Regions from separate parts of the Homo sapiens genome. Here region 1 is linked to region 2. Evidence: read pairs that join two places in POLR2A ChIA-PET (ENCODE). Cell type or tissue: HepG2. All regions are shown on one strand. Each heading gives the region's core, and the rest is flanking DNA. Links, peaks and the distances in the headings are about the cores only.

The links. ChIA-PET counts read pairs that join two places held together with the same protein. Peaks named below come from ENCODE experiments on the same cell type or tissue, not always from the same donor. Only the 100,000 strongest peaks of a DNase experiment are listed, where the experiment ranks them.
Region 1: POLR2A ChIA-PET joins it to region 2 with 8 read pairs; 10 of 35 experiments call an interaction of 5 or more read pairs at or near these places.

The regions. Positions count from the first base shown.
Region 1 is chr3:33,445,045-33,447,963 of GRCh38, reverse strand. LOC124909363 (a long non-coding RNA gene) reads right to left here and starts at 1,411. Exons shown (of 2, transcript XR_007095862.1): 1 at 827-1,411. RefSeq lists an enhancer at 960-1,461. In HepG2, for the core only: no CTCF peak of the experiment used is centred there; a DNase peak (open chromatin) is centred at 1,472; H3K4me3 peaks cover 607 bases.
Region 2 is chr3:33,393,563-33,396,481 of GRCh38, reverse strand. UBP1 (upstream binding protein 1) reads left to right here. Exons shown (of 16, transcript NM_014517.5): 13 at 202-320. It also overlaps a transcript of FBXL2 not described here. Among named protein-coding and RNA genes, the nearest start is that of UBP1, 45 kb to the left of the region's middle. In HepG2, for the core only: no CTCF peak of the experiment used is centred there; no DNase peak of the experiment used is centred there.

The sequences.
Region 1 (2,919 bases), core at 262-2,761, 51 kb before region 2:
TAGTACTGGGGCTTTACCCCTCTCCTATAAAGATGTTATGCCCCAAAAATGAAGTGGAGGGCCATACCCTGTGGGAGGGAAGGGATCTCCAGGGTTGGAAGAGTGACGCCTTTTGTCCTCACTTATGTGAATAGGAAGGATACAATTTCTGAGGCTCCCCATATCCTAGCTTCAGGAATAGCTTTTGTTAGGCCTATTAGTCTGAGGAGGGATCCTAAAATTCCAGGTAGTCCCCACTATGACGGGCTTTGGGCAAAAATTATGTCTTTCTGATTGGGGAGCCCAGGTGCCTAAAGAAGGTAACAGAGTCCTGGAGTTTATACTAGAAATCATTCTTATAGGAGAAATGAGAAAAGCACCAGAGACAGGTAGCAATTTTTAGAAGTGGGACTAACCTCAGAGAAGAGAGGTGAGAGGAAGTTTGTCTGGCAGGCATTAGGACCCAGGGGGCAAGAGTCAGGATAGATAGGATAGATGGGCGAGTCTCGCTTGGGCGACATGCCTTTGAGAGTTCTGCTCATGGCCCCAGGGTCAACCAACTTGTTGTCAGGACCCTGGAGTTGCATACTTTCCTCTCTGTCTACCCTCGGCTCAGCCCAGAAGTACAGGAAAAGCGGAAGCTGGTTTTAGGCAAACCAACGCTCCCAACTCCGAAGAGTCAGGGGTTGTTAGAGAGCCCTTTCTCAGAAAGCCTGACACCCATGTCTTTAGTCCGGCGGCCGCGCTAGTCACTTTTAACTGGCTGACAGATGCCCAGTATTTAGCCCCCAAATTCTAAGGAAAAATAGGACAGAATAGCAAGCGAAAGGGGTCCGATGGTACTCACTGCTTGGCGATAGGCGATTGTTTTGCTGCTCAGCGATAGACGATGGTCTCACCACTTGGCGATAGTCTCACCGCTTGGCAATAGGTGATAGTCCCTTTGTGGTTGCCAAAATGTGTCTGGAATTGGTGGGTTCTTGGTCTCACTGACTTCAAGAATGAAGCCACGGACCCTCGTGGTGAGTGTCACAGTTCTTAAAGGCGGCATGTCCAGAGTTTGTTCCTTCTGATGTTTGGATGTGTTCAGAGTTTCTTCCTTCTGGTGGGTTCGTGGTCTTGCTGGCTTAGGACTGAAGCTGCAGACCTTCGCGGTGAGTGTTACAGCTCTTAAGGCAGCACATCTGGAGTTGTTTGTTCCTCCTGGTGGGTTCGTGGTCTCACTGGCTTCAGGAGTGAAGCTGCAGACCTTCGCGGTGAGTGTTACAGCTCGTAAAGGCAGTGTGGACCCAAAGAGTGAGCAGCAGCAAGATTTATTGCAAAGAGCTAAAGAACAAAGCTTCCACAGTGTGGAAGGGGACCCGAGCGGGTTGCCACTGCTGGCTCAGGCAGCCTGCTTTTCTTCTCTTATCTGGCCCCACCCACATCCTGCTGATTGGTCCATTTTACAGAGAGCCGCATGGTCTGTTTTGATAGGGCACTGATTGGTCCATTTTGACAGGGTGCTGATTGGTGCGTTTACACAATGGCACGAGCTCAGCTCACTGCAACCTCCACCTCCTGGGTTCAAGCACTTATCCTGCCTCAGTCTCCCAAGTAGCTGGGATTACAGGCATGTGCCACCACATCCGGCTAATTTTGTATTTTTAGTAGTGACAGGGTTTCTCCATGTTGGTCAGGCTGGTCTCGAACTCCTGACCTCAGGTGATCCACCCACATCAGCCTCCCAAAGTGCTGGGATTACAGGCATGAGCCACCACGCCTGGCCCAGACTCTTAAAACTATATACCCATTAGAGACCTAAAACTAACAAAAACAAAAAACCAACCAGAAAAAAAAAAAAAAAAAAAAAAAAAAAACTTTCTCTGAAAACAGACAACATCCTAGACATGGACAACTTTCCCAAGATCACAAATCAAGACTTCTCTACCATCATGAGACTCTTACCTCTTAATTTTTTCCTTACATATGCCTCTATAGACAATAAAAATAAATAAAAGTCTTATATGCACTCATAGAATATAGTTTTATTTATAAAAGATTTCAAAGCCAGTCTTCTAACAAACAACCTTGTGCCTTAATAAATTAAAAAATAGGCTGGGTGCAGTGGCTCATGCCTGTAATCCCAGCACTTTGGGAGGCCAAGGCAGGCAGATCACGAGGTTAGGAGGTCGAGACCATTCTGGCCAATATGGTGAAACCCCGTCTCTACTAAAATACAAAAAAATTAACCAGGCATGATGGCGGGCACCTATAGTCCCAGCTACTCAGGAGGCTGAGGCAGGGGCATCACTTGAACCCAGGAGGAGGAGGTTGCAGTGAGCCGAGATCGCACCACTGCACTCCAGCCTGGCAACAGAGCAAGACTCTGTCTCAAAAAAAAAAAATTAAACAATTAAAAAACCCCAATATAGATAACTGATGTTAATACCTTTATTACCTCATAATCAGTCAAAAACTTTAGTCCACTCCTCTTAACCAATATCATAAATTTAAAAAAAAACATTGCCAGGAGGCCTTCAGTCTTGTAGATACAGACATCATTTATTGTCTCTTTTTCCATAATTTAGAATAAATGAAGCAATGATTAGAAATTTATCCCTCATGGCCAGGCATGGTGGCTCACACCTGTAATCCAACACTTTGGGAGGCTGAGGCGTGTGGATCACATGGTTAGGAGTTCGAGACCAGCCTGGCCAAAATGGTAAAACCCTGTCTCTACTAAAAACACACACACACACAAAAAAACAAAAAAACCTGGGCATAGAGGTGCACGTCTGTAATCCCAGCTACTCAGGAGGCTGAGGCAGGAGAATCACTTGAACCCAGGAGGTGGAGGTTGCAGTGAGCCGAGATTGTGCCACTGCACTCCCGCCTGGCAACAGAGTGAGACTCTCTCAAAAAAAAAAAAAGGAAAAAAAAAGAAATTTATCCCTCATG
Region 2 (2,919 bases), core at 108-2,607:
ATCATCATATTAGACCACCTGTGATAGTTGGTGTGAGGTGTGTGGTTTTTATATTTTTATTAGTAAATTACTTTGTATAACGAAATAACATTATAAAGTTCTCATAAGGAAATAGAACTTAGATTCCTGTAGTTGTCATATTTGTACATGTGTAAGGCAGCTTTCTCTCCCAGGCTCATCAGTGGCATCTTCTGATTGCAGGTCGGTTAGACCCCGTTTAACCATCTATGTCTGCCGGGAGCAGCCAAGCAGCACAGTGCTGCAAGGGCAGCAGCAAGCTGCAAGCAGTGCAAGCGAGAATGGCAGTGGGGCACCCTATGGTAGGTATTGAGGGCATCTCAATTCTGTCACTTCTGAGACTGTCAGACAGAAACGGAAAGGACTCGATTGAGCAGGCTTTGGAGAACTCTTGCTGTGTTAGGAATGCCAAGTTGCTCATGTGGGAGCCTTGACAGCAATGAGAGGTGGCAGCTCTAGGGTGAAGTCCTTGGGAGAAGAGGAAACTGGCATTCTTTCTCAGTCATTGCAGCCACACTATGGGTCTGTTTTTCATGTGGCCCTTCATGCCGGAAATATCTAACAAGTGGAAAAACTAGCTTGAATGCATTGAGTTCTGGCTTTTTTTTTTTTTTGGTCAGATTTACTGAAATGATGAATATAACACTGGCAGCTTAACAAAAAAGCAGGAGGGTTTTTCTTTCCTTTTTCTTTTTTTTTTTTTTTTTTTTTTTCAATTTTCCTGACTAGGTATGGGGAGAACTCTTAAAGCATAACATATGTGCAACAGTGCCTGCATGTAATAGTCCTAAGTGTGTGGACTTGTCACTGACAAGTGTTCGGCCAGCATTGTGCACCTTGTGTGGCGCGTCTGGTGCCGTGTTTTTATGTCACTGTAAATAATACTACCCAGTACGTTATCTTGGGAGGGCTTCTCATCCTGAGCATTTAATTGTACGGTATAGTGCTGGATTAGGACAGAGATAATCTTGGCTTCTCCCTCTTCTCACCTCTAAATATGGCCCTTAAAAAAAGCAAGCATTTTAAAAGGCATATATTTTCTCATTTATTGTATGGATATATGGTAACATTTCCTTCTTTCCATACTCTGAAGTAGAACAAAGGCAACATGCTCAGAACTTTAAAAAAAAAAAGATGTGTTAATGGCATTCAGAGATGCAGTTATTTGCCCTAAGAATAGGTAGAGCTCTGAAAAATGTCTTGTGGTTTGAATTTTACTGAAAAATTGGAAGGATAGCATCACTACTGTGAACTTTTCTATTTGGTATTATTTTGACTTCAAAAGCTCTGAATTTTGAGATTAAGTATACAAATTCTTAAAGGATAAAAATTTAAAGGAGATCTCCATGTATCATCAAGAGCTTATACATCACTTAGATATGGCCAAGATTATAATATTTTGGAAGGTGTATTCTCAAACATGAGTGTTTGTGGAGGGATATGGGGAAATATTGGATATTTTCCCATAATCAGCAAACTTTTTCTGTAAAAGGTCAGGTAGTAAATATTTCCATCTCTTTAGATCATACATAGGGTCTCTCACATTCAACTCTGTGATTGTAGTGCTAAAATAGCCATAGACAATATGTAAATTGTAGATAAGGCTGTTCCAGTAAAACTTTATTTAAAAAAAAAAAAAAAAAAAACAAGTGGAGGGCAGGAATTGGCCCATATGGGCTGTGGTTTGGTGACACCTGCTCTAGATCATTTCTATATTCTTACTGTAATTTTAGTTCCAGCTTCTTTTATGTAATGGAAAATTCTGGGTTTCTATACTCACAGACCCCTTGTTTGGGGAAGCAAAGTTCTCAGTAATGATATTCCTGATCCATGTCTGGCTTTAATCAGTAATTGAGCAGGACGTACAAGAGTGAGACTCACTACAGATGTGCACTGTGCAGATGTCTGCTGATAAGTTCTGTGTAGCAAAAATGCAGAACACTGGAATGTGGCTGGGGCTTTCTGTAAGGAAGCATCACACTTCATTGTTTATATTAGCTTTTCATATAGTATCTTTTATTTAAAATTTTTTGTGGGGGAGGGGCATATACAGATAGCTTTTATTCCTTAGGATAAATTCCTAGTAGTAGGATTACTGGATCAAAAACTATAATGCTTAACTGGGCGTGCTGGCTCACGCCTGTAATCCCAGCACTTTGGGAGGCCTAACTGGGCAGACTGCGTGAGCCCAGGAGTTTGAGACAGCTTGGGCAACATGGTGAAACCCTGTCTCTACAAATAATAATAATAATAATAATAATAATAATAATAAAAATTAGCCAGGCATGGTGGCGTGTGCCCCCACCATAGTCCCAGCTACTTAGGAGGCTGAGGTGGGAGGATTGCTTGAGCCTGGGAGGCAGAGGCTACAGTGAGCTGTGATTGTGTCACTGCACTCCAGCCTGGGCAACAAAAAAGGACACTGTCTTAAAAAAATAAACAAAAAGAACTATGACTCTTTTAGGGTTCTTTTTGTATATTGCTAGAAATACATGAAGTATATATTATTTTTAAAAACAGCTTTCTTCAGGCATAATTTACATACCATAAAGTCCTCCCATTGTAAGTATATAATGGTATTTTAGCCAATTTAGAGAGTTTGGCAGCCATTGTCAAAATTCAGTTTGAGTTCCATTATTTCAAGAAGATCCCCCATGTCCATTTGCAGCCAATTCCTGTTTTTAAATTTTGAATACATGAAACTATATTCATTGAATAAAAATATGAAGAAAAATTCAAACCTCAAATCTTTTTGTCCAGGGATTTCTGTTAATGTTTATTAAATTATATTTGTGGATATAAATAATGTATTCTTACGTTTTAGATTGGTAGTTCAAGATTTCAAGGTAGTAAGATGGGGGAAAGAAATAGTTTATTCCCATTTAAAATGTTTTTTTACTT